Linked DNA regions of Homo sapiens: region 1 is linked to region 2. A link is a contact called in ENCODE Hi-C or POLR2A ChIA-PET data. All regions are on one chromosome and are shown on one strand. The core of a region is the stretch at or near the end of the contact, and the rest is flanking DNA. Distances in the headings are between cores, read along the strand shown.

Evidence for each region. A loop is a pair of places that touch in the nucleus more often than their neighbours do. ChIA-PET counts read pairs that join two places held with the same protein, here RNA polymerase II (POLR2A). Pooled maps may share reads with other maps.
Region 1: a pooled map shows a loop between it and region 2 (2.0-fold over the local background). The contact joins the promoter of C17orf58 here to the enhancer-like site in region 2. A Hi-C loop is called at or near these places in 2 of 50 pooled maps. POLR2A ChIA-PET finds 5 or more read pairs at or near these places in 3 of 52 experiments (CD4-positive, alpha-beta T cell, WTC11 and activated CD8-positive, alpha-beta T cell).

What each region holds. Positions count from the first base shown.
Region 1 is chr17:67,994,985-67,999,560 of GRCh38, reverse strand. C17orf58 (chromosome 17 open reading frame 58) reads left to right here and starts at 3,092. Exons shown (of 4, transcript NM_001382359.1): 1 at 3,092-3,438. The coding sequence starts at 3,363. RefSeq lists a silencer at 3,773-3,862.
Region 2 is chr17:67,430,644-67,435,887 of GRCh38, reverse strand. All of the region lies in intron 1 of PITPNC1 (phosphatidylinositol transfer protein cytoplasmic 1), which reads right to left. Among named protein-coding and RNA genes, the nearest start is that of MIR548AA2, 38 kb to the left of the region's middle. Within about 2 kb of position 1,692, at least 14 of the 41 ENCODE cell types and tissues checked have a DNase peak (open chromatin) inside an H3K27ac peak, as active enhancers do; they include CD4-positive, alpha-beta T cell, where a contact is called at or near this core.

The sequences.
Region 1 (4,576 bases), core at 1,843-4,342, 560 kb before region 2:
GAGACAAACACTTAGGCTGTCAGAAACCAATACTGTTAAACATTCCAATCAGGTGACAAACTCCCCAGGCTCTGGTTTATATTACCAAGCACCCTGAGGATAACTTGGCTTCCTCTGTGGCTTGTTTATAGAAAGAGAATGCTACCCAGGCTGACATGAGTTTGCATTTCTGATTTGATTTCTCATTGTAAATTAATAAACTGGCATTCTGGCTACATAGATCAGTCTCTTTGAACTCTTTGTACCTTCCACCATTAGTGTGGTTTCTTTTTTTTCTTCTTCTTCTTTTTTGAGACGAAGTCTCGCTCTTGTCCCCTAGGCTGGAGTGCGATGGTGCGATCTCGGCTCACTGCAACCTCCGCCTCCCGGGTTCAAGCGATTCTCCTGCCTCAGCCTACCAAGTAGCTGGGATTACAGGCACCTGCCACCATGCCTGGCTATTTTTGTATTTTTAGTAGAGACAGGGTTTCACCATGTTGGTCAGGCTGGTCTCAAACTCCTGACCTCAGGTGATCCGCCCACCTCAGCCTCCCAAAGGGCTGAGATTACAGGCGTGAGCCACCGCGCCTGGCCCATTAGTGTGATTTCTAAGGCTCAAGCCAGACACTGCCCAAGACCCAGGACTGGACTCTGGCAGGTTCTTCCAGCTGGTGCCACCCCAGGAGCCTCTGGGAGCCCCTGGGAGCCATCCAGCCTGCTCCCTGCCTCTACATTTCAGGGTGTGGGTTTCAGGGCATTCACAACATTCCTGCAACAGAAGAGTTTCGGGAACACCCCCAATAGGTTCTGGGTGATTTGAATGTAATGGTAAGAAGGTATGTTAGAGATGTGGTTGTAACTGAGAAATCTTAAGCCTAGTGAATTTTATTCCACTTGACTTAAAGAAAGAGCACGTGAAAGAAGGGGATCTGAGGACATCTATAAACAGGGCCCCAAGGGCATGAATTTACTAGTGTTTATCTGGTCTTGTCTAGGGTCTGGAGACCCTGACTCTGGTATACCCAAGCTTTGCAGGGGCTGTAGAGGTTTACTCTTTTGGATGGAGAATATAATTCACTCCTCTAACACCTGAATGAGGGAAGATTAGCTCATCTCCTTAGCTGCAATTTGATTTAATGCTCAACAGGCAAATTTCTTTTCTTTTTTTTCTTTTTCTTTTTCTTTTTTTTTTTTTTTTTTTGAGACAGAGTCCTGTGCTGTTGCCCAGGCTGGAGTGTAGTGGCGCAGTCTTGGCTCACTGCAACTTCTGCCTCCTGGGTTCAAGCGATTCTCCTCCCTCAGCCTCCCAAGTAGCTGGGATTACAGGTGCCCGCCACCATGACTCGCTAATTTTTGTATTTTTAGTAGATATGGGGTTTTACTATGTTGGCCAGGCTGGTCTCGAACTCCTGACCTCGTGATCTGCCCACCTTGGCCTCCCAGAGTGTTGGGATTACAGGTTGAGCCACCGCACCCAGCCAGCAAATTTATTTTCTTTGATTTAATGCTCAACAGGCAAACTTCTTTCCTCCTCCTCCTCCTCTTCCTCCTCTCCTTCTTTTTTTTTTTTTTTTTTTTTTTTGAGACAGAGTCTCACTCTGTCACCCAGGCTGGAGGGCAGGGCAGTGGCGCCACACTGCAAGCTCCGCCTCCCAGGTTCACGCCAGTCTCCTGCCTCAGCCTCCTGAGTAGCTGGGACTACAGGCGCCCGCCACCACGCCCGGCTAATTTTTTGTATTTTCAGTAGAGACGGGGTTTCACTGTGTCAGCCAGGATGGTCTGGATCTCCTGGCCTCGTGATCGACCCACCTTGTCCTCCCAAAGTGCTGGGATTACAGGCGTGAGCCACCACACCTGGCCCTGCTCTCCTTCTTCTTCTTCTTCGTTCTCCTCCTCCTCCTCTTTTTTTTTTTCTTTTTGAGACAAAAGTCTCACTCTATCACCCAGGCTGGAGTGCAATGGCATAGTCTCAGCTCACTGCAACCTTTGCCTCCCAGGTTCAAGCGATTCTCCTGCCTCAGCCTCCTGAGTAGCTGGGACTACAGGTGTGTGCCACCACACCCTGCTAACTTTTTTGTAATTTTAGTAGAGACAGGGTTGCACTAATTTGGCCAGGCTGGTCTTGAACTCCTGACCTCGTGATCCGCCTGCCTTGGCCTCCCAAAATGCTGGGATTACAGGCGTGAGCCACTGTGCCTGGCTCCTCCTCTTTCTTTTCTTTCTTCTTCTTCTTCTTCTTCTTTTTTTTTTTTTTTTTTTTTTGAGACAGGGCCTCTCTCTGTCACCCAGGCTGGAGTGCAGTGGCACAATCTCGGCTCACTGCAACCTCCACCTCCTAGGCTCAAGTGATCCTCCCACCTCAGCCTCCCAAGTGGCTGGGACCACAGATGCGAGCCACCATGCCTGGCTAATTTTTGTATTTTTTGTAGAGACAGGTTCTCTCCATGTTGCTCAGGCTGGTCTTGAACTCCTGAGCTCAAGAGATCCTCCTGTCTCGGGCTCCCAAAGTACTGGGATTACAGGCATGAACCACCCTGCCTGGCCTCAACAGGCAACATTCTGATTAATAATTAGACCTCTGGGCCCGGCGTGGTGGCTCATGCTGTAATCCCAGCACTTTGGGAGGCCAAGGTGGGTGGATCACTTGAGGTCAGGAGTTTGAGACCAGCCTGGCCAACACGGTGAAATCCCGTCTCTGCTAAAAATACAAAAATTAGCCTCGCATGGTGGCATATGCCTGTAATCCCAGCTACTTGAGAGGCTGAGGCACGAGAATCGCTTTAGTCCGGGAGGCAGAGGTTACAATGAGCTGTGATATATAATGAAACAGTTTTACTAAGGAAGCAGTGACTTGGTTTCTCTAGAAATTGCCTAACACACACATTCCAGGATACATTCTCTGTCATCTGGAATCTCCCTTCCACAAACCCACGCTGTCTTAAGCACTATTTTCCTATTTGTTGTTGACCTAATCTAGAAAAAAGCTCCCGTCACTCGTTCTCCCCCACCCAGTCCCTCAGTCCCGAAACACGCTTATTCTCTGCACTTGTCACCCCACCCTTTGCTGCCCCCACCCCAGCGCGCAAACGCACACAGGTTTAAAGTTTAGGCTGTGATGCTCTCCTCGCCCGCAGATCACAGGACAGACATTCCCGGGGACAACTTTGCAAGGCCATGTGCTCGTCCTCCTTAGGAAGGAAGAGGGAGAAATCCCTGCGGCTCGGTTTTGTTCCAATGGTCTGCTCAGCGAGTGATTCCCGTTTCCCCAAAGGCTGCCCCTCATTAGCATGAACGGGGGTGGGGGTGTGGAGAAGGGGTTGGGGGAGAGAAAGCAAGCAAAAGACCAGGCTCACTTTTAGAGCCTGGGAACCCTGTCTGCAAAAATGACAGCTAGAGCTTTCTGGCTCCTCTGTTTGATCGTCGGATCATCCCCCGAAGCACCGGTGGCGGAGAGAAAAAGTAAGATTGGTGTAGTGCGGGGCCCTGGGAGCGGAGCGGGGATCTGTGGGGGGGAGCTGGGAAGGAGGCTCAGTGAAACGTGGGACGAGGAGGGGGGTCAGAGCTCGCAAGAGAGGACACCCCGGGTCTGCGTTCGTCTTATAAAGGAGCAAAGTGTGTCCCCAAGGTTTCGTGTCTCTTGGCAGCCTTTTCGGAAAGAAGCCAATTTAGCTACTGAAATGATCCCGAGCAAGCCGGGCAGGCTGGGGAAAACTTTGCATGTTAAGTAGTTGCTCCATCACGGAGGAGGGAAAGTGTCAAAAGGGGTCGTGGCGCGCCTTTCGGGAGCCGTGCCCGGGCCGGGCTCGCAGGACGCCGCGGGGTCCGCCCCCCTCGACTGGGTGAGCAGGGGCTGCGGGGGGCGCTGTGGAGGGCTGGGGGGAAGCGGGGCCGAAATCCGGCAGCCCCGGGCACTTTGCTCTCCCCGCAGCCCCAGCGCACAACCTTGGGACACCTGAGCCGGGGTTTAACTAACACGCACACACTCTTATACTTCATGCACGAAATGAAATTAAGTTACTCAGCCCGTGAAGAAATGAGGGGTTCTCTGGGGGATCGTGTTTTTGTTTTGCTTTTATTTGGATGTTCTGTCGGCTTCGCTATCTCTGGGAAAAACAGTTTCCGTACCTCACAGGGCAATTTACTCTGGGTTATTTTTCCACATGGAAATTGAATGACTTCAGTGGCATTTAACCCAAATATCAGACAATCTTTCCCATGACAACAGATGGTTATATCAATGGGGAAGCAGTTGTGAGGTCAACAGTTGACAGTCAGGAATTGGATATCCACCAGAACTTTATTCAGCTGTGCATGGCACAACCGTTTAACAACATAATGAGTCAGAATCAACCTCTTTGCAAAAACATGAACTCTAACCAGCTATTATTGCTGGGTGAAAGCTGATTTTAAAGCAGATTATCGATTTGGCAAGACTGATCAACTTTAAATGAAGTGTTGCCAGAGCTGCAAATGGGCAGATCCATCTCTTTAATGCAAGGGGAGAGAAAAATAAAGGCTAGTTCTTGCCTGTTTGGAGGGCACTGGGACCCAGGCAAGCAAGGAGGTGAAATTGTGTAACTGGTATGGAAAGGTGCCC
Region 2 (5,244 bases), core at 443-2,942:
CTGAAATTGTTCTTCTTGGCGGGGAGGGTGCGGTGGTAGACAAAGTCCCGCTCTGTTGTCCAGGCTGGAGTACAGTGGCATGATCTCGGCCCACTGCAACCTCCTCCTCCCAGGTTCAAGCGATTCTCCTGCCTCAGCCTCCTGAGTAGCTGGGATTACAGATGTGCACCACCACACCTGCCTAATTTTGGTATTTTTAGTAGAGATGGGGTTTCACCATGTTGGTCAAGCTGATCTCGAACTCCTGACCTCGTGATCTGCCCACCTTGGCCTACCAAAGTGCTGAGATTACAGGTGTAGGCCACCGCACCTGGCCTGAAACTGTATTATTTGTGTCCTTGTTCACTTGCTTACAGTCTGTCTCCCCCAGCACAATGTCAGCCCCATGGGGGCAGGAGTTTGTCTCATTGGTGGCTATGTCCCTGCATCCCAGGGCCTGGAAGAAGGCATTCAATAAATACTTGTTGAATGAATCCATGTGCCTGCTGGGTAACATGTTAGACACTGAGGGTACAAAAATGCCTACAATGGCCCCGGAGGGTGTCACGTTTAGTGAAGGTTACAGAAACGTCAAAAGCACTAACACTTCTGGGGCCCAGCCACTGTTCTGTGGCTTTTATCTTCACAAGAATCCTGCAGAGGTAAGTACTATTATAATTTCCGTTTTACAGATGAAGTAACTGAGGTTGCGTAATTTGCCCAAGAGGAGCCAAGGTTCAAACCAGGGAGTCTGACCAGATCTTGAGCTCTGGGCTTCTTTTTTTTTTTTTTTTTTTTTTGAGATGGAGTCTCGCTCTGTCACCCAGGCTGGAGTGCAGTGGCGTGATCTCAGCTCACTGCAAGCTCCATCTCCCGGGTTCACGTCATTCTCCTGCCTCAGCCTCCTGAGTAGCTGGGACTACAGGTGCCCGCCACCATGCCCAGCTAATTTTTGTATTTTTAGTATAGACGGGGTTTCTCCATGTTGGCCAGGCTGGTCTCGAACTCCTGACCTCAGGCGATCCACCCACCTCAGCCTCCCAAAGTGTTGGGATTACAGGCGTGAGCCACCTAGCCTGGCCTTTTATTTTTTTATTTTTTTTTTTTTTTTGAGGCAGAGTCTCACTCTGTTGTTCCCTGTTGCAACAGCTCACTGCAACCTCCACCTCCTGGGCTCAAGCAATCCTCCCACCTCAGCCTCCTGAGTAGCTGGGATCACAGGCATGCACCACCACACCTGGCAAATTTTTTTGTATTTTTAGTACAGACGGGGTTTTGCCATGTTGGCCAGGCTGGTCTTGAACTCCTGGCCTCAAGAGATCCACCTGCCTCGGCCTCCCAAAGTGCTGGGATTACAGGTGTGAGCCACCGCGCCCAGCCTGAGCTCCGGGCTTCTAAAGCACAGCCTGCCCCTCTACCAAAGATTACAGCTCTGTGCAGAGGGCCCTAAGAAAGGTTATGTAATGGGCCTGTGGGAGCCGGAAAAGGAAACGCTACTTGGGAGTGGGGCGGGTGGGAGGCTTCCTCTTGCTGCTCAGTTCCCAGGCTGGGGTGGCAACACCATGTGTAAATGGGCAGATTTTACAAAAGAGGCACAGAGCAGATTGCATTCAATGGGATGCAAAGTAGTTTCTGGTAATCTTGTGTGGGCACAGGGAGGGGTAACACAGGACTCTGTGGTGCCACAGCTGAGGTGTCAGCATTACATCACCATTACGGAGCCATAAGCCTCATTCCCCGTCTGCAGCCCAGGTTCTAGGCACTGGGCTCTTGACTTCCTAACATCTATAATCAAGCCTCTCTCTTAAACCACAGCTTCTGCTGCTGAGCTCTGGCCTTGCTCCTCTTCACCTCCCTGGAGAACCAGGTCCCGTTCTAAGCCCCAGGAGCAGGACCATTTGTGGTCTCGGCCCCTTGCCCCATCCTGACCACCCTCCCATCCAGCCTGTACCTCTATGCCAGCACCAGATTCCTCTTTATTATTATTATTATTATTATGGGGAGGAGGAGACAGAGTCTCGCTATGTCACCCAGGCTAGAGTGCAGTGGCTATTCACAGGGGTGATCCTTGCACGCTAGTCTCAGACTGCTGGGTTCCAGTGATCCTCCTGCGTCAGCCTCCTGGGTTCAAGTGATCCTCCTGCGTCAGCCTCCTGAGCCTGCACCTGGCTTCCTCTTTTTCTTATTTCTATTTTTTAGAGATGGAGTCTCACTCTACTATCCAGGCTGTAGCACAGTGGCACAATCATAGCTCACTGCAGCCTCAAACTCCTATGCTCAAGCGATCCTTCTGCCTCAGCCTCCCGAGTAGCTGGGTTTACAGGCGCAGGCCACCACACCCAGACTCTCCCTATGTTGCCCAGGCTGCTCTGGAATTCCTAGCCTCAAGGGATCCGCCCTCCTCGGCCTCCTAAAGTGCTGGGATTTCGAGTTACTGCACCCGGCTCCCCAGCTTCCTCTCTGTTCTATCTTCTGCCCGGGGCTGGCTTGCCCTCCATTCATCTGCCCAGAAGCACAGCCGTGTTTGTGCGCAGCCAGCAGACTCTCCAGACTCCGGTTCCACAGCCTTACCCGCCCGCCCAGGCTCGCTCCCGCAGCCCGCGGCTAAGACCTTAGCAATCTCTGCTCTGCACCTGTAGCTTTGCCTCCTTTCTAGGTCTGGCTTCCCTTGGTCTGGCCCAACTAAATTCTTTCCTGGCACTGACTGCCAGGAGACAGGAAAACTATAGAAAGCAGAAGAGGGAGAACCACGTAAGTCACAATCAAATGGCTCTTTTGCCAAATATCTACAAGCCTTGCTCCCACGATTCATCCAGGTCTCTGCTCAACTGTCGCCTCCTCAAGGGTCTTCCGCCACCACTCTCCCCACCCCCACTCGCTGTCCCTATATCCTGCTATATTTGTGGCTACCTGACATTATATTATATTTGTATATTTCCATGCTGTTGTCAGGGTCCTCCTCCCACCTCCAGAATATAAGCACCTTGAGGGCAGGGAGTTTGTTTTAGTCACACCTGTGTCCAGAGCTGTATCTGGCACATAATAATCACTCAATAAACAGTGGTAAGCTGAATGCTTACAAGAGTCACATACACCTGAAATCTACACAAAAGAGCACACTGTAATAGCTGATGTTTACAAAGATCACTCAGGAAATCGAGACAGGGAAAGTCATTTTGTTCTGTTTTGTTTTGTTTTAGGATTACATGAGATAATGTTCACAAAGCCTGTAATGAAGTTACTGAAACAGCCATGTCCAACCCTTTGAATAAGAGGACTTTTTGGCTTATCTGTGGTGGCAGATATCACAAAAATTATACACGGACCTTTATTTATTTATTTTAGCTCATCAGTTATCATTAGTTTTATTTTATTTTATTATTTATTTATGTATTTATTTATTTTGAGACGGAGTCTCACTCTCTCGCTCATGCTGGAGTGCAGTGGTGCAATCTCGGCTCACTGCAAGCTCGGCTCACTGCAAGCTCCACCTCCCAGGTTCACGCCATTCTCCTGCCTCAGCCTCCCGAGTAGCTGGGACTACAGGTGCCCACCACCACGCCCGGCTAATTTTTGTATTTTTAGTAGAGACGGGGTTTCACCGTGTTAGCCAGGATGGTCTCCATCTCCTGACCTCGTGATCCACCTGCCTTGGCCTCCCAAAGTGCTGGGATTACAGGCGTGAGCCACCGCACCCGGCCAGTGTTAGTGTATTTTATATGTGGTCCAAGACAATTCTTCCAATGTGGCCCAAGGAAGCCAAAAGTTTGGACACCCATGTTCTAAAACATAGCACGCTTATAAATATGTTAGCTATTATTAGAGAAACCATCTTTACAAGATTCTGGTAAACCTTTCTTATCAGGAACACCCAGCTCGTTTCCCAAGAGTGTCAAGTAGCTGAAGTTTTCCTGCAGAAGTTATCCACTGGGATATAGGAGGTAATATGGCTGTGGTCCGTGCTGGGTGAAACTGAAAACATCTGACTGAGCCAAAGAGAAGAGACTAAAGATAAATGTTGCTGAAATAAACACAGTCAATTGTTAAGACAGTCATGACATTAAGACAAAGGAAGAAAAGTTTTCAGAGTGACTCATCTTTTGGTTCTTCAGAGTGATCATATCTTCCTTGGAAACAGAAAATACATGGAGATGTGTGAACTATGCATGCCTCTGTGTTTATGACTCGAAGATAAGCTGTGGTGAGGGAAAGTCTATATTAGTATTCAAGGCCACAGAAACCAGTCTCTTTTACAAATTACCGTGTAATTAAACAGAAGGCACATGAGATGTATTTTAAGCACATCCCCTTTCTTATTCTTAGTATTCCACTCAACGTCCAAACCCTTATTAATATCTCTGGCCAAAACCACAACTTAAAAACTGCAAACTCATTGTACTATCAAGGAATATTTTCTAATTGTGCCTTAAAACCAACTGTCAGACAAGCTGAGTTCCCATCATGAATAATGGTATACAGAGGCTGACTCAGCGGTAAAGGGTGGAGAAAACGCAGAAAGAGGGGGAAAGCCGTAGGTAAGACAAGACATGAGGCCAGGTGCGGTGGCTCACTCTGTAATCCCAGCACTTTGGGATGCTGAGGCGGATGGATCACTTAAGGTCAGGAGTTTGAGACCAGCCTGGTCAACATGGTGAAATCCCGTCTCTACTAAAAATACAAAAATTAGCTGGGTGTGGTGGTGGGCGCCTATAGTCCCAGCTACTCGGGAGGCTGAAGCATGAGAATCGCTTGAACCCGGGAGGTGGAGCTTGCAGTGAGCCAAGATCACGCCACTGCACTCCGGCCTGGGCGACAGAGCAATATTCCATCGCAAAAAAAAAAAAAAGAAACAGTAACTAAAAAGAGTAAAAATTAAAGAAATAGTTCATCATAAAATGGAAACACATAATGAACTTCTTTCAACATTCCAAGTTGTTGTGTGGTTTGGTTTTGTTTTTAAGAGATGGGGTCTTGCTTTGTCACACAGGCTGGAGTGCAGTGGTGTGATCATTTCTCACTGCAACCTTCCTGGGCCCAAGGGATCCTCCCACCTCAGCCTCCTGAGCAGCTGGGACTACAGACACATGCCACTGCATATGTCTAATTTTTTTTTTTTTGGTAGAGACAGGGTCTCACTATGTTGCCCAGGCTGATCTTGAACTCCCGGCCTCAACTGATCCTCCCACCTCAGCCTCCCAAGTAGCTGGGACGACAGGTGTGCACCACCACGCCCAGCTGTTTTGTTGTTGTTGTTTAGAGACAGAG